Linked DNA regions of Homo sapiens: region 1 is linked to region 2. Evidence: chromatin loops called from intact Hi-C (ENCODE). Cell type or tissue: CD14-positive monocyte. All regions are shown on one strand. Each heading gives the region's core, and the rest is flanking DNA. Links, peaks and the distances in the headings are about the cores only.

Region 1 (8,962 bases), core at 496-8,495, 50 kb after region 2:
GTCTCAAACTCCTGCACTCCAGTGATCCTCCAGCCTTGGCCTCCCAAAGTGCTGGGATTATAGGTGTGAGCCACAGTAACCAGCCTGGTCTTGTTTTGTTTTTTTTGTTTTGTTTTTTTTTTTTAATCCATTAAGTTACTCTGTCTTTTGATTGGAGGGTTTCATCCATTTAAATTCAATATTATTATTGATAAGTAAGGCCATAGTCCTACCATTTTGTTATTTGTTTTCTGGTCTTCCTTCTTTTCTTCCTTCCTGTCTTCCTTTTAGTGAAGGTGATTTTCTTTGGTGGTTGTTTCAATTTCATTTTTTGTGTATCTTTTCCATATTTTAAAATCTGAGTTTACCATGAGGCTTGCAAATAATGTCTGACAACCCATTATTTTAAACTGATGACAAATTAACATTGATTCCATAAACAAAGAGAAAACTAATAACTTTAACTCTGTCCCCAACTTCTTAACTTTTTATTGTTTCTATTTATCTTATTGTACTATGTCTTGAAAAGTTATTACTTTTTTTTACTGGTTCATCTTTTTGTCTTTCTACTTAACATATGGGTAGTTTACACACCACAGTTTACAGTGTTATTATATCCTTTGTTTTTCTGTGTAGTACTATTACCAGTGAGTTTTGTACCTTCAGATGGCATGATCTCGGCTCACTGCAGCCTCCACCTCCAGGGTTCAAGCAATTCTCCTGCCTCAGCCTCCTGAGTAGCTGGGACTACAGGCATGCACCACCATGCCCAGCTAATTTTTGTATTTTTAGTGGAGACGGGGTTTTGCCATCTTGGCCAGGCTGGTCTTGAACTCCTGACCTCAGGTAATCTGCCTGCTTCGGCCTCCCAAAATCCTGTGATTACAGGCATGAGCCACCACGCCGGCCAGGAATGTCTTTTCTTCCCTTCGCATTTGAAGGATATTTTCACTGGATATACTATTCTAGGCTAAAAGTTTTTTTTCCTTCAGCACTTTAAATATGTCATGCCACTCTCTCCTGAGCTGTTAGGTTTCCACTAAAAAGTCTGCTGGAGACATACTGGAGCTGTGCTGTGTTATTAATATTTGTTTCTTTTCTCTTGCTGCTTTTATGTTTCTTACTTTATCTCTGATCATTGGGAGTTTCATTTTTAAATGTCTTGAGGTAGTCAAGAGCCAATAATTCTTAAATTTGTCCTTTTGAGGGCAAATCTATATCTTGCAGGTGTGCTTCATTCTTTCTTATTGTTTCCTTTTGTCTCCTCTGTGCATAGCTTGTCTTCAAGCTTACTAATTCTTTTGCTTGATAAATTCCGCAGTTAAGGCTGATACATTCTTCAATATATCAATCACATTTTTCAACTCCAGAATTTCTGCTTGCTTCTTTTTATTTCAACCTCTTTGTTCAGTTTATGTGATAGAATTCTGAATTGTTTCTCTGTGTTATCTTAAATTTTGTTGAGTTTCCTCAAAACAGCTATTTTGAATTATCTGTCTGAAAGATCACATTATCTCTATCTCTCTATGATTGGTCACTTGTACTTTATTTAGTTTGTTTGGTGAGGGCATGTTTTCTTGGAGGGTCTTGATGCTTGTGGTTGTTTGTCAGTGTCTGGCCATTGAAGAGTTTATTGTAGTCTTCACAGTTTTGACTTGTTTGTACCCCTATTTTAGGCCCTAGCTTTGAGACTTTCTTCTTGAGAAGGCTTTCTAGGTATTTGAAGGAACTTGGGTGTTGTGATCTAAGTCTTTGGTCACTGCAGCCATATTTGCATTAAGGGGCACTCCAAGCCCAGTAACGTGGTGGTCTTAGATAAGTTCCAGAAGAATTATCTGGATTACCAGGCAAAGACTCTTGTTCTCTTCCCTTAGTTTCTCCCAAACCAATGTAGTCTCTCTTTATGCTGAGCTGCGTGGAGCTGGGGGAGGGGTGACACAAGCACCCCTGTGACACAAGCACCACTGGGACTGTGCTGGGTCAGACCTGCAGCCAGCACAGCACTGGTCCTCGCCCAAGGCCCATGATAAACACTGCCTAGCTACCACCTATGTTTGCTCAAGGCCCTAGGGCTCCACCATCAGCAGATGGCAAAGTCAAGCTTGCGTCCTTCCCTTTAGGGAAGCAAGTTCTCTCCCCACCCCCCACCCCAAGTCCTGGGCAGGTTCAGAGATGCCACCTGAGAACCAAGCCTGGATTTTGAAACCTTAGGAATCTACCTGGTGTTCTATGCTACTGCAGCTGAACTGGCCTCCAAGCCATAAGACAAAGTCCTTCTCACTCTTCCCTCCTCTTTCTACAAGCAGAGGAGTCTCTTTCCATGGCCACCACTGCCCCAGGCCCACAGTAAGTACCGCCTGTCTACCTCTAATGTTCATTCAAGGCCCAAGGGCTCTTCAATCAACTTGTGGTGAATGTTGCCAGGCCTGGGACTCTCCCTTCAGGGCAGTGGACTCCCCTCTCATCCAGGGCAGGTCCAGAAATGCCTTCCACAAGCCAGAGCCTGGAATCGGGGACCCCAAGAGCCCACTTGGTGCTCTACCCCACTATGGCCAAGCTGGTACCTAAAGCTGCAAGGCAAAGTCCTCTTTACACTCCCACTTCCTTTTCTCAAGCAGGAATTCTTCCCTGTAGCTACCACAGCTGAGAATGTGCTGGCTAACATCTAAGGTCAGTATGTCTCTGAGTCTCATTCGAGGCCTATGGTGAACATTGCCTGGGTACCCGCTGCTTATTTTTCACAGCCCAAGGGCTCCTTAGTCAGCAGGTGATGAATCCTGCCAGAAAGGCCTTTCCCTTCAAGGCAGAGGGTTCCTTTCTGGTCCACGGTGTGTCTAGAAATGTCATCTGGGAGTTAGGGCTTAAAATGGGGACCTCAGGAATCTGCCTTATGTCCTGAGGCATAAGGTGGTATCCAGGTTGCAATGTGGCTGAGGTGGTATCCAGGTTGCAAGGCCAACTCCTCTTTATTCTTTCCTCTCCTCTCAAGCAGAAGAAGCCTCTCCTAGAGCTGCACTGCCTTGGGTTGGGGGAGGGATGGTGCAAGCATTCCCTTTGCTGCCCAGCTGGTGTCTCGCTGGGTTGCATACCCCCAAGTCTACTGGCTCCAAGGCCAGTACAGCATGAGGAGTCGCCTAGGAACTGCAGTCCTTGTGGCCTAAGCTGCCTTTCAAGTTTATTTAGAACCTTTGCAGTGGCAAGGCTTGCCAGAACACAGGTTCCAACCTCTGCGGTGGGCAATTCCCTTCGGACTGGGGTTTGTGTAAATGCTCCCTCTGTGGGCACTGGCTGAATTCTGCCCAGTGTTGCTTTCTGCTGTGACATGACTGTGCAACTCATTCAATGCAAAGTCCCATAATAACTGTGCTCTCCCCTCTCCAGCACACAGATTCTCTCTCCATGCCACATGGTGCTGACAGGCAATAGAGTGGCTGGCAGTTCAGTCTAGGCCACAAGGGCTGCAATTCTTGGGCAAGTGCTCATGCTGTACTGGGCTTGGAGTCAGTGAACTTCAGGGGCATGCAACCCAGTGAGATGCCAGCTGAGCAGCCAAGGGAATACTTGCACCACCCCTCCCCTAACCCAAGGCAGCACAGCTCTGGGAGACTCCTTCCTTCTGCTTGAGAGGAGACGAAAGAATAAAGAGAACTTTGCTTGGTCAGCCACAGTAGGACAGGACACCATGAGGAGTCCTGAGGCCACCATTCCAGGACCTAGCTCCCAGATGACATTTCTAGACACATCATGGGACAGAAGGGAATCCTGTGTCTTTCCTACCCTCTTAAGTGCCTTTCAGTAATAAAAAGGTAAAGCCAGGTGTTGTGATCACTGACCTGATTTTTGGTTCTTATGAAGGTGCTATTTTTGTGTGGATAGTTGTTCAATTTGGTGTTCCTGTGGGGAGGATGATTGGGGAAGGCTTCTATTCAGCCATCTTGCTCCGCCTCACAGCGTCCCTGTTAGGGTTCTGTCAACTGTAGGCATTTGCAAGAGATTAAAAAGCTGAACGACATGGAAACAATCTTCTGGCTCAGGTAGTGGTGGTACCAGCAGACTATGGTACCCAACTGTCATAAGAGTAGGCTCCTGTAGAACCTGGATAGCAGCTGGACATTGGATCTTATGGTGGCAGCACTGGCTGCATGGGGGACAGAGGAGCACAACTCTGTTAAAGTCATCGTGTAGTATGGGTTGACTACTGGCTCCAGAGGAAGAAGTAGCTTACTATACTTCCTCATTTCTGGGCAACACCACCTCTTTTTGCTCCACCAGCCCTTCTAACAATTTCATCATTTAGTTTTGTCTATTAAATCCCTCCTTACTTAAAATATTGCAGGTGACTTCCATTTTTCTTTTTTTTTTTTTTTTTTTTTTTTGAGACAGAGTCTCGCTCTGTCGCCCAGGCTGGAGTGCAGTGGCACGATCTCAGCTCACTGTAAGCTCCGCCTCCGGGGTTCACGCCATTCTCCTGCCTCAGCCTCCCAAGTAGCTGGGACTACAGGCGCCCGCCACTACGCCCGGCTAATTTTTTGTATTTTTAGTAGAGACGGGGTTTCACCGTGTTAGCCAGGATGGTCTTGATCTCCTGACCTCGTGATCCGCCCGCCTCGGCCTCCCAAAGTGCTGGGATTACAGGCGTGAGCCACCGTGCCCGGCCGTGACTTCCATTTTTCTTATCAATTGTATGGCATAACATTTTATCTGGCATTCCTAGAATCAGAAAATGTGCTATGCTGGAAAAATTATTTTTCCAGGTAAGTTTAAACCTTTCAAGACTAAAATACCAATTTTCCTGAAATTTTTAATTAAATGTTTCACATATGGTCCTTTCTTCCTAAACAGAGTATTTGAAATACAATTTTTTTCTCCTTTTCCATTATCCCCACTGAATATTCACTATCTTTTGTGTTTTAAATGGTCTCAGGTTGAAGCTCTACGGACAGATGGTATGGTACTCTAGGTGAAATTAGTACTGACCAGAAGCAGATACTTACAAGTTCAATAGCAAATACCTTCACTGTTGCAGTTACTAGAGACAAAGAGTTGGTGACAACATGCTTACTTTTCCCTGGACACTCTGACAGAAAAATATCTAAGCAAATAAATGATAAGGAATGATGGACATAAAAATAGAAATATATACAACAGGCACAGATTATACAGAGGAAAAGACTACTGACTATAATCTGGAGATGACAGAAAAAGCTCTACATGGGTACTGAATTATAAGCTGCATCTTGCAGTATGAACAAAGGTTTGACAGGAAAAGAGCATTTCAAAGCAGGGAAGAACCTGTGCAGACAGGTGTGGTAGCTAGTCTCCAAAGATGGTTTCCAACATTTATCCCCATTCTATATGCTTATATCTTCTCCCCTTGAATCTGGACTGGCCCTGCAATTGCTCTGACCAATAGAATGTGATGGAGGAGCTGTTTTGGGACTTCTGAGCCCAGCACTTAGGAGGACTAGCAGTTTCTACTTCCTTCCCCCTGGTAACACTCTTGAGATGTTCATTCTTAGAATCCCACTAAGCTAAAGAAAGCTCAAGCCACATGGAGGAGAATCAGGGCGCTGCAACTGGCCACCCCAGCTGAGATCCCACCTGATAGTACCAGCTAATGGTCATACAAGTTAGCCATCTTGGACCTTTTAATTAATCCCTCAGATTAATTAAATAATATAGCATATGAAGAACTGCTCAGCTGAGCTCATTCAATTATCAGAATTGTAAGAGATAATGATTGTTGTTTTAAGCTGCTAAATTTTGAGGGTTTTTTGTTTGTTTTTTGTTTTTTTTTGAGACAGGGTCTTGCTCTGTCACCCAGGATGGAGTGCAGTGGCATGATCTCAGCTCACTGCAGCCTCAAACTCCTGGGCTCAAGCGATTCTCCCATCTCAGCCTCCCAAGTAGCTGGCACTACAGGCACATGCCACAATGCCGACTACTTTTTGTATTTTTTGTAGAGATGGGATTTCGCCATGTTGCCCAGGCTGGTCTCGAACTCCTGGGCTCAAGCAATCCACCTGCCTTGGCCCTCCAAAGTGCTGGGATTATAGGTGTAAGCCACTATGCCTGGCCAAGGTGATTTCTTATGCAGTGAAAAGGCCCTGTCTGGGTGCAGTGGGTCATGCCTATAATCCCAACAATTTGGGAGGCCAAGATGGGAGGATCACTTGAGCCCAGGGGTTTGAGACCAGCCTGGGCAACATAGTGAGAGCCTATCTCTCCTAAAAAAAATTAGCCAGGCATGGTGGCGCACACCTGTAGTCCCAGCTACTGGGGAAGAAGAGACCGGAGTGAGCTATGATCAAGCCACTGCACTTCAGCCTAAGTAACAGAGTGAGACCCTGTCTCAAAAAAAAAAAGGAAAAAAATAAGGCTCTGGCATGACTGAAAGTTACAGATGATCAAAGGAGTTCTCACAGTTTCTCATATCTGGGCAATCGTGCCTGCCTTGCCTTTTTTGCTCCTCCAGTTCTTCTTGTAATTTCATTACCTAATCCCTATATTAAATCACTTTTTGCTTGAAGTATCTTTTTTTTTTTTGAGACGGAGTTTTTGCTCTTGTTGCCCAAGCTGGGGTGCAATGGCATGATCTCGGCTCACCGCAACCTCCGTCTCCTAGGTTCAAGTGATTCTCTTGCCTCAGCCTCCTGAGTAGCTGGGATTACAGCACCCGCCACCAAGCCTGGTCAATTTTTGTATTTTTAGTAGAAACGGGGTTTCACCATGTTAGCCAGGATGGTCTCGAACTCCTGACTTCAGATGATCCGCCTGCCTCAGCCTCCCAAAGTGCTGGGATTACAGGTGTGAGCCACCGCGCCTGGCCTGCTTGAAATATCTTAAGGTGCTTCTGTTTCGCTAGCTAACCATGTGGAAAACATTTTGTTATCTTGTATTTCTAGAACCAGAGAATGCTATGCCAAAAAAATAAATTTCTTCTGATAATTTCAACCTTTTCAATATTGAAATACTGTATTCCTGAGTTTTTCTTAAATGGTTTATTCATGCACCTTTCTTTTCTTTTTTTTAGAGACAGGGTCTCACTCTGTTGTCTAGGTTAGAGTATGATACAATCATAGCTCACTGCAGCCTCAAACTCCTGGGCTGAAGTGATCCCCCTGCCTCAGCCTTCCAAAGCACTAGGATTACATATGTAAGCCACCATGCCTGGTGTAGACCTTTCTTCTTAAACACAGCATATGAAATGCAATTTTTTCTTCTTTTCCATTATTACCATTAAATATTTACCAAGTTCCTATCATGTATTGTATAGTTTTCTAGGAACAAATGGTATAGAGTATCAGGTGAACTGAGGGCTAACTACAAGTAGATTACTTGTAATTTCAAGTGCAAAAACCTTTACTGTGTCAGTTGCTAGGATACTGAGAGGATAATTAAATGGTCCCTGTCCTCTAGAAGCTCCCACTATAACAGAAATAGATTTGTCAACAAATAAATTATAATATGCTAGGAAGAATTCAAAAATAGAAATATCTACCACACATAATCAAAGAAAGGGTGATTACACATAAAAGTATCAGAGAAAACTTCATATAGGAGCTAAAATTTAAGCTGGGTCATGAGGTATGGTTTGAAGTTTGCCAGGTAAAGATGGGAAAAGGTTACTCCAGAGTTGGGAGGAAGCATGCACAAAGGTAGTTAAAGTGATAGCATTATTTAGCCCAGATTTCATTACGATTAAGAGATTATAGAAAACAAAGTTGAGGTGTGCTGTGAAACATACTTTTTATGTAATACTTAAGAGTTTGGACTTTATACTATTATCACCAAGGAGCAGAGAAGCCTCATATTCGCTTTCGTATTTCAGAAAAATAACACTGGTGGCAATGTGAAGGATAGACTGGGACAAGGAAGGACTGGCAGCAAGGCAAGTTAGGAGGCTACTGCAAGCTTCAGAAGAGAATCAATAAAGCTACAAAGTGAGGAATGGTAGTTGCCTAACCTCCAAGGCAGCATGATTAGAATTCTGTGTAAAATAATTCCTAAAATAGTTCTTTCTCCTAAAATAATTCCTAAAATATAAGGGTTATCCTTATATATTGATAGCTGCTGACTCATCAGTACCAATGAGATCATGATCCTTAATTTCAAATTAAGAACATGATCTTCAATTTCATTTATAGTAGTTATGGCTCATTTAAATCCTAAATAATGAGCCATAGCTACTAATTTATTTATTTTGCCACGTCCATTGCTAAAGTAGCTACTAGATGTTATTTCCTATTTGCACAACAGTAGGTTTGTTACTGGGATATGGAAAACAGGGAACTTGCAATTTAGAAAAACGCAATTTGGCCTTGTTTTTATTTTATTTTTACTCACCACTATACTAAAGGTGATGGGCTTGTTTTAAAGAGAAAGTGTACTCCAAAAGATTCCAAAATTCTGCAACATTTGGATAAGGATGAAACTAAAACCTGACACCAGGTCACTTTTTCTATAAGCTTTCTTTAGTATTTTGACCAAAAGAAAAGACATATGTAAAGCCTATACCACAAATCAACTTTATAAAATAACTTCTCATATTCTGCATAACACTGAGTGAATCATTTAGACAACAGTGGACAGAAAAAGGGAGCTGAAAATAGTAACAGACATTACCTCTGCTTCCTTAGAATGAGTTCTACAATTACCTTGCAAAAGCACACAATTTTGCTATCCTCAGGCAGGCTTATAATTTTTTTAAAAGATCTTCAAATAAAGGTCATTTATTTTAGTATTTGTTCCAGTATTTCCAGAGTATTTTTGGGGAAAAAAGTTCTAGTGGAAGAAAAATAGTTTTCATAATTACTTACATTGGGGTTCAAATCCTTCACTTGTTAGATGTTATTATATTACAGTCATCCCTTGGTATCCGCCAGGGATTGGTTCCAGGATACCCCAAGGATACCAAAATCCAAAATCCAAGGATGCTAATCATCTCTAGATTATAATATCTAACATAATGTAAATGATATAT
Region 2 (8,962 bases), core at 747-8,746:
CAGGCTCCTCTCAGCTCATGCTACTGGCCTGGATCCTACGGCTGCCAAGGGCAAGCCAGGCATGGAGTGGTGAGAGATGTGTGAGTGAGCAAGCATGGGGTCCAGCCACTGTGCACAGTCAGGCATGCCAGCTGCTGCAGTGGGGCAGGAAGCTCCAAGTACCGGCATGGGTGCCGGCTTTCTGCAAGGCTGTGGCTGGACCAGGCATACCAAAAGCAGCTTCCAAGGCTGCCACTGGGAAATGCAGTGGCACCCAGAAGCTTAGAGACTCTAGGAACTGCAGGACCCCAAAGAGGGAGTCACAACTCTAGCTCAGGGAGTTCCCAGGTCTGGGCTTCCCGAAGGGCCACAGCTCTTCTCTCCTTCTCTTCACCTGCAATGTGGCAAGCAAGGGGCATGTTTCAGCCCTGTTTGTGTTACAGCTCTTTTAGCCCCACCATTTGACAGGCCCTGAGTTCTGTCCTGCTACCAGGAAGAATGAAGTATGCAGACAAGTGGAGGGTGAGCAAGATGAGAGGGAGCTTTATTGAGGGATAGAACAGCTTAGAGGAGGCCCACAGTAGGTAGCTCCTTTACACAGCTAGGGTATCCTGATGAGTGTTTCGCTCCTAGCAGAGAGGAGGCCTTGGAGGGGGAGCCTCCTCTGCAGGTAGATTGTCTTATCATATCTGCTGCTTTCAGCAGAGAGGAGGCCCTGGAGTAGGTTGTTCCTTTCTGCAGCTGGTTATCCCAATGTATCTGTAGCTTTCAGCAGAGAGGAGGCCATGGAGTGGGTAGCTCCTCTCTGCAGCTGGTCGTCCCAACATCTGCTGCTCTCAGCAGAGAAGAGGCCCTGGAGTGGGTAGCTCCTCTCTGCAGCTGGTCATCCTGAAGTCTACTCAGCTCTGGCTGAGCCCAGAGCTTTTATGGGCCTCAGAGGGGAGGAATTAAGCACTGATTGGTCCATGGGTGGCCATGGGTCCGGAAAAGGCCCCAGAAGTTCGCACTCTGGTCTGTGGAACTGGTAGCCCGGTCACCAGCCTTCAGGCCTTCCCTGGCCTGAAGGTGAGGCCTCACCAGGAACTCACCCCCTTCCACCCAGGAACCTATCTGCTTCCTGTGGCCATTTGTGGTGCCCAGGCTGTAAGTGCCTAGGGGTGCCTGCAGGCCAGCACCAAGATGCCCTCAGTCCCCATTGGCTTCCCTCCTATGCTCATCAATGCCCAAAGTCTGGAGGGGGCCCAGGCAGCAGGGAGCTTGTGTGTCAGCACTGTTCCGAGTGTGTGCACACCTGGCCATGCTGTGACAGCACCTGGGCTCAGCCCTGACTTTGCAGCAAGGTCAGAGTGAGCACCAATAGCAGGGAGAAGCCAGTCAGTGGGAGCAGGCATTTCTGAGTCTGCAACGGTGGTGTGGGGCCTTCTGAGGCCCTGAAGAGTGTAAGGATGTCTGAGTCCACAGCCATGGTTTGGGCAGCTGCAGCTATGGTGTTGTGGGGTAGGGCTCCTGCCTGTTCCATGGAGTAGGAGACCCAGGTCCACAACCACAACTTGGGCAGCTGCAGTTGTACCCAGGGAGCTCCTGCCCCACCAACTCAGAAGGGGAGGGGCTCCCACCTGTTCCTGGCTCCTGCTGGCTCCATGGAATGTGCAGCCTAGCTGTGCCTCCCTGCTGCAGCTGGCGTGATGGGAGCAGCTGCTCCAGAGAGGCTGCCACTGTTATCATCACTATATTGCCCAGGCTGGTAAAACAACTTTTTTTGAGATATAATTCACATATCATACACTTCATCCACTTAAAATATATAATTTAATGGCTTTAGTATGACAGAATTTGGCAAGTATCATCATGATCAATTTTAGAACATTCTCATTATTCCCAAAAAGAGATCCCCTATACCTAAGCAACCTTCCCCTCCATTTATCCATTCTCCTCAGCCATAGGCAACCATTAGATTTGCCTATTCTGGATATTGTGTATAAATGAAATCATGCAATATCTGGTCATTTGTGACTTTTTTTTTTCAATTAGTATTGTGTTTTCAAGGTTCATCCATGTTGTAAAATATATCAGTACTTTATTCCTTTTTATTCACAAATAATATTCCATTATATGGATATAACATATTTTATTTATCTATTCATTATCATCTGTTGATGGATAGTTGGGTTGTGTTCACTTTTGGACCATTATCAATAATGATGCTATCAATATTAGATATATGTTTCTGTGTAGACTTATGTTTGTATTTCTCTGTACATACCTGGACATGGAATTACTGGGTCATATGGTAAGTCTATGTTAACCATTTAAGAACTTCCAGACTGTTTTTCAAAGCAGCTGCATCATTTTACATTCCCACAGCAGTGCATTAGAGTTCTAATTTCTCCATATCTTCACTAACACTTGTTCTTATTTTTGTTTTGGATTATAGCCATCCTAGTGGGTGTGAAGCAATACCTCATTGTAGTTTTAACTTGCATTTCCTTGATGTGTAGTATAAATCTTTAATTTATCATAATCTGCCTTCAAGAATTATGATACTTCATGTATGGTATAATAACCTTACAACAATATACATCTGTTTTCCCTCCCCTGCCTTTGTGCTATTTTCATGCATTTTACTCCTTCAGATGTTATAAGCATCACAATGCATTGTTATTAAGTTTTTTTGATATGGGGTCTCTCTCTGTTGCCAGGCCGGAGTGCAGTGGTGCAATCACAGCTCACTTGTAGCCTCAACCTCCTGAGGGGCTCAAGCAATCCTCCCACATCAGCCTCCCAGGTAGCTGGGACCTCAAGAACTTACCACCACACTCAGCTAATTTTTAAATTATTTTGTAAAGTTGGGGTCTTGTTATGGTGCCCAGGCTAGTCATGAACTTCTGAGCTCTAGTGATCTTCCCACGTTAGCCTCCCAAAGTGCTGGGATTATAAGTGTGAGCCACCATGACTGGCTCATTGTTATTAATCTTGCCTTAAATACCTAGTTATCTTTTTAAAGAATTTTATTGAGATATAATTAACAATACCAGGCATGGTGGCGCATGCCTGTAGTCCCAGCACTTTGGGAGCCCAAGGTGGGTGGATTGCTTGAGCTCAGGAGATCAAGACCAGCCTGGGCAACATGGCGAAAGCCCATCTCTACAGAAAATACAAAAAATTAGCTAGGCATGGTGATGCATGCCTGTAGTCCCAGCTACTTAGGAGACTGAGGTGGGAGAATCACCTGAGCCAAGGAAGTTGAGGCTGCAAGGCTTCAATGAGCCATTATCACACTACCGCACTCCAGCCTGAGTGATAAGGTGAGACCTTATCTCAAAAAAAAAAAAAGAGAGAGAGAGATAATTAACAAGCTATACAATTCACTCACCTAAGGTGCACAATTCAACAGTTTTTAGCATATTCACAGACTTGTGCAACCATCATTTTAGAGAATTTCATCATCCCAAAAAGAAACCCCTAACCCATTAGCAGTCACTCTCCATTTTCCCCCAATCCTCCAACCCCTAGGCAATCACTAATCTGTGTCTATAGATTTGCCTATTCTGGCCATTTAAGGTAAATGAATCCCTATCATATGTGGTCTTTTGTGACTGGCCAGCCAATTTTTTTTTTTCTTAAGAGATAAAGGTCTCGCTTTGGCGCTCAGGCTGGTCTTGAACACCTGAACTCAAATGATCCTCCTGCTTCAGCCTCTGAAGTAGCTGGTACTACTAGAACATGTCACCACACATGGCTTCAATTATCTTTTAAAGAAATTTTTTAAATTAGCAAGAAGAGTATTTTATCTTTGCCCACATTTTCACCATTTCCAGTGCTCTCTTCATTCCTTTGTGTAGTTCCAGGTTTTCATGTGGTATCACTTCCCTTCTGCTTGGCAGATTTCTTTCTTTTCTTTAATTTTCTTTTCTTTTCTTTTTCTTTTCTTTTTTTTTTTTTTTTTTTGACGGGGTCTCGCTCTGTTACCCAGGCTGTAGTGCAGTGGTGCGGTCTTGGCTCACTGCAAGCTCCGCCTCCCGGGTTCACGCCATTCTCCTGCCTCAGCCTCCTGAGTAGCTGGGACTACAGGTGCCCGCCACCACGCCTGGCTAATTTGTTTGTATTTTTAGTAGAGACGGGGTTTCACCAGGATGGTCTTGATCTCCTGACCTCGTGATCCACCTGCCTCGGCCTCCCAAAGTGCTGGGATTACAGGCGTGAGCCACCGCGCCCAGCCTCTTCTTTCATTTTTTTTTAAGACAGAGTCTCACGCTGTAACCCATGCTGGAGTGCAATGGCACAATCTTGGCTCACTGCGGCCTCTGCGTCCTGGGTTCAAGTAATTCTCGTGCTTAAGCCTCTTGAGTAGCTGGAATTACAGGTACCTGCCAATACACCCAGCTAATTTTTTGTATTTTTTAGTAGAGATTGGGTTTCACCATGTTGGCCAAGCTGGTCTTGAACACCTGGCCTCAAGTGATCCACCCACCTCGGCCTCCCAAAGTGCTGGGATTACAGGTGTGAGCGATGGCACCCAACCCTTTTAGCATTGTAGTGCAATTCTGCTGGCATTAAATTTTCTCTCTCTCTCTCTCTCTCTCCATATATATATATAATTTATAAACAACAGAAATTTATTCTCACAGTCCTGGAGGCTGAGAAGTTCAACAACAAGGAGCTGGCAGGTTTGGTGTCTGATGAGAGCCCAGATCTCTGCTTCCAAAATAGTGTCTTGAATGTTGCATCCTTACATGGCGAAAAGGATGGAGAGCAAAGTAAAAGGGGGAGTTTTTATATATTCAATAAAGCCTTTATTTTGCCTTTTTTTGAAAGATATTTTTACCCAGTATAGAACGTTAGTTTGATTTTTTTCAGTGTTTTGCCAACAATGTTCCACCATCTTTTGGTTTGCATTATTTTCAACAAGAAATATGCTGGATTTTTAAATCTTTGTTCTTCTCAATTTTTTTTGTTGTCCTAGCCCTCCTTTTCAGGGATTTCAGTTATACACACATTAGGCCACTTGAATTTGTCCCAAAGTTCAACTTTTTTTCTTTCTGTGTGTCATTTTGGGTAATTCCTATTGCTACATATTATATTTTCTTCCACTGTCTAATCTACTATTAATCCCACCCAGTGTACTTTAAAAAATCTCGGCCAGGTGCAGTGGCTCAGGCCTGTAATCCCCGCACTTTGGGAGGCTGAGGCGGGAGGGTCACGAGGTCAGGAGATCAAGACCATCCTGGGAAACACGGTGAAACACCGTCTCTACTAAAAATACAAAAAAAAATTAGCCGGGCGTGGTGTTGGGCGCCTGTAGTCCCAGCTACTAGGGAGGCTGACACAGGAGAATGGCATGAATCCGGGAGGCAGAGCTTACAGTGAGCTGAGATCGCACCACTGCACTCCAGACTGGGCGACAGGGCGAGACTCTGTCTCGAAAAAAAAAAAAATCTCAGAGCCTGTATTTCTCATCTATATTAGTTTGATTTAAATTTCTCTATATCTTCTATGTTTTTCTTTAACATGCTTATGCTTTCCTCTGCCTTCTTGAACACATAAGTTATATAACAGTTATAGTTATAATAATTTATACTGTCTACTAATTTGATGATAGAAACATTGATAATAACAGATGATAATCTATGCCATTCTAGTGTCTATTTCTTTCAAGTAATTTTTCTCCTGTTATAAGTCATATTTTTCTGTTTCCTTGTATCCCTAATAATTTTTCACTGGATGCTTGACATTGGAGTTTTATGCCATTTGATGCTACATAATTTATATTCCTTTTGATATTCTTGAGCTTTGTTCAGTTAAGTTACTTGAAAATAGTTTGTTCCTTCTGAGGCTTTCCCTCAAGCTTTGTTCGTGGGACAAGAGTAGCTTTTAGTTTACAGCTCATTTTGCCTCATTACTGAAGCAATACCCTGTGTGTATTCCACCTCATGTCCCATGTATTACCAATTTTTTTTCACTCTGGCGGGTGGACTCCTGTGTGATCTCCAGGGATTGTTCCAGGGATTGTTCTTCCTGCTCATCTCTGGTGATTCTCTCAGCAGCCCTAAATAATTTCTTTCTACATACACTTTGGTGAGTTTGGGAGGCAGGCGGATCACGAGGTCAGGAGATAGAGACCATCCTGGCTAACACAGTGAAACTCCGTCTCTACAAAAATACAAAAAAATTAGCTGGGCATGGTGGCGGGTGCCTATAGTCCCAGCTACTCAGGAGGCTGAGGCACGAGAATAGCGTGAACCCGGGAGGCGGAGCCCGCAATGAGCCAAATCACGCCACTGCACTCTGGCCTGGGTGACAGAGCAAGACTCCGTCTCAAAAAAAAAAAAACCAAGAAAAAAAAAAGACTCAAGAAGGGCTGGGCACGGTGGCTTATGCTTGTGATCTCAGCATTTTGGGAGACCGAGGTGGGAGGATTGCTTGAGACCAGGAGTCCCAGACCAGCCTGGGCAATATAGGGAGAACCCCGTCTCTACCAAAAAAAAAAAAAAAAAAGAAAAGACTCAAGGACAACTTGGCAAATATCCGAAGCTCTCTTTCTCTATTTAGTTCTCTCTTTTCCATGAAGCTCTCTCCTCACCAGTACTCTGCCAAGTGAAATCTAGCTACCTTGCCCTGTGTGAATTCTCAACTCTGTTTCCTCTATTCAAGGAGACCATCAAGATCTGTTTCCTCTATTCAAGGAGACCATCAAGATCTGTTTGAGTCCTCCCTTCCTGTGGTATGGCCTGGAAACTCTCCTCTGTCAGTAACTGAAGCTACTGAGCTAAATGAGGCTCACCTCATTTGTTCCCCTTCATCCCGCCTGTTGTCCAATGTCTGAAATCCTTATGTGGTAGATAGAATAATGACATCCTCCCAACCACAAAATGTTTATGTCCCAATTCGCAGAACCTGTGAATATATTAAGTGGCAAAAGGGACTTTGCCTGTGTAATCAAATTAAGGATCTTGAGATTGGGAGGTTATCCTGGATTATTCAAGTAGGCTTACTGTATTGATAAGGGGTCCTTATAGGCGAAAAGGGGAAGCAGGGGAATTAGAGTGAGAGAAGGAGATGTGATGACGGAGCACAGGTCAGAATGATGTGTTGCTGGCTTTGAAGATTGATGAAAGCCAAAAAATAATGAATACATAAGCCAATTTCCCAGCCTCTAGAATGTAGAAAAAACAAGGAAACAAATTCTCCCCTAGGTCTTCCAGGAGGAATGCAGCCCTGCTGACACCTTGATCTTAGCCCAGTGAGATCCATTTTGGACTCTTCAGAACTGTAATATAATACATTTGTGTTTTATGTAATATATTTTTATATAATATATATATTTTATATTATATAATTATATATAATATAAAACGTATTAAAAATATATTAAAACATATATTAAAAATATGTTTTTAAAATATATTTTTAAAACATATATATTTAAAAATATAATAAAAACATATTTAAAAACATATAATAAAACATATATTATATATATGTTGCTGTTGTTATACCGCAAACTTGTTTTAAGGCACTAAGTTTGTGGTAAATTGTTACAACTGCAATAGAAAAATAATATACCTCCTTTCTATATATTTTATTCAGTTTTTGATTTGTTTAAAATGTGAGTGTGCTCCATTGCTCATCAAGGCAACTCAAAAACACAGACTCTGCAGTTTCTTTTTCTTTTCTTTTTTTTTTTTTTTTTTTTTGAGATGGAGTCTCACTCTGTTGCCCAGGCTGGAGTGCAATGGCACAATCTCAGCTTACTGCAACCTCCACCTCCCAGGTTCACCTCCACCTCCCAGGTTCACCTCCACCTCCCTGCCTCAGCCTCCTGAGTAGCTGGGATTACGGGTGCCCACCACTACGCCTAGTTAATTTTTTGTATTTTTAGTAGAGACAGGGTTTCACCATGTTGGCTAGGCTGGTCTTGAACCCCTGACCTCATGATTCACCCACCTCGGCCTCCCAAAGTGCTGGGATTACAGGCGTGAGCCATTTTGCCTGGCCTCTTTTTCTTTTCTTTCTTTCTTTTTTTTTTTTTTTTGAGACAAAAGTCTTGCTCTGCTGTCCAGGCTAGAGTGCAGTGGCACAATCTCAGCTCACTGCAACCTCTGCCTCTGGGGTTCAAGTGATTCTCCTGCCTCAGCATCCCGAGTAGCTGGGACTACAGGTGCATGTCACCATGCCTGGCTAATTTTTTGAATTTTTAGTAGAGACAGGATTTCACCATGTTGGTCAGGCTGGTCTCAAGCTCCTGACCTCAAGTGATCTGCCTGCATCGCCCTCCCAAAGTGCTGAGATTACAGGCAGGAGCCACTGTGCCCAGCACAGACTCTGCAGTTTCTACACACAACCACATTCGTGATATTTGTACTTAGCACAATAGGCTCCATTCTTGTGGGCACATAGACTCCATTTATCAGCTTCCTTTGCAGTTGGTTTTGGCCATGTGACTTGTGTTCTAGCCAATGAAAGAGGAGCAGAAGTGAACAGTGTCATGGTCTATCCATACAATGAAATACTCTTCAACAATAAAAAGGAGCAAACTACTGACACATGGTATGTCACAATGAATCTCAAAAACATTGTGCTGCATGAAAGAAACCAGAAACAAGAGACCACATATTGTGTATGATTCCATTTAAATAAAATGTCCAAAATAGGCAAATCCATAGAGAGAGAAGATACAGTAGTGTCGCCCAGTGGGATAGAAACAGATTAACAGGAAATGGGCACAAGAGATCTTACTGGGAGCATAAAAGTGTGCTAAAACTGACAGGGTAATGGTTACACCGCTTGGAAAAGCTACCAAAAATCACTGAATTATACACCTGAAAAGGAGAAACTTCATGATCAGTAAAAAAAAAACCTCAATAAAGTTGTTTTCTTAAAAATAAAGAATAAAGATGAAAATGCGAATCCAGTCTGTTACCTCATCATGGCCTGAAGCAAAAGTCCCTGCCAATTCTTTCTTTTTCTCTTTTGTCTTAATCCA

What was found. Hi-C counts contacts between places; a loop is a spot of excess contacts. Peaks named below come from ENCODE experiments on the same cell type or tissue, not always from the same donor. Only the 100,000 strongest peaks of a DNase experiment are listed, where the experiment ranks them.
Region 1: a loop joins it to region 2, with 6 times the contacts of the local background. A loop is called at or near these places in 2 of 110 quality-filtered maps.

What each region holds. Positions count from the first base shown.
Region 1 is chr1:93,369,025-93,377,986 of GRCh38, reverse strand. It overlaps DR1 (down-regulator of transcription 1), which reads right to left. Exons shown (of 3, transcript NM_001938.3): 3 at 8,494-8,962. Among named protein-coding and RNA genes, the nearest start is that of DR1, 28 kb to the right of the region's middle. In CD14-positive monocyte, for the core only: no CTCF peak of the experiment used is centred there; no DNase peak of the experiment used is centred there; H3K27ac peaks cover 354 bases.
Region 2 is chr1:93,418,989-93,427,950 of GRCh38, reverse strand. No RefSeq gene overlaps it. Among named protein-coding and RNA genes, the nearest start is that of FNBP1L, 25 kb to the left of the region's middle. In CD14-positive monocyte, for the core only: no CTCF peak of the experiment used is centred there; no DNase peak of the experiment used is centred there.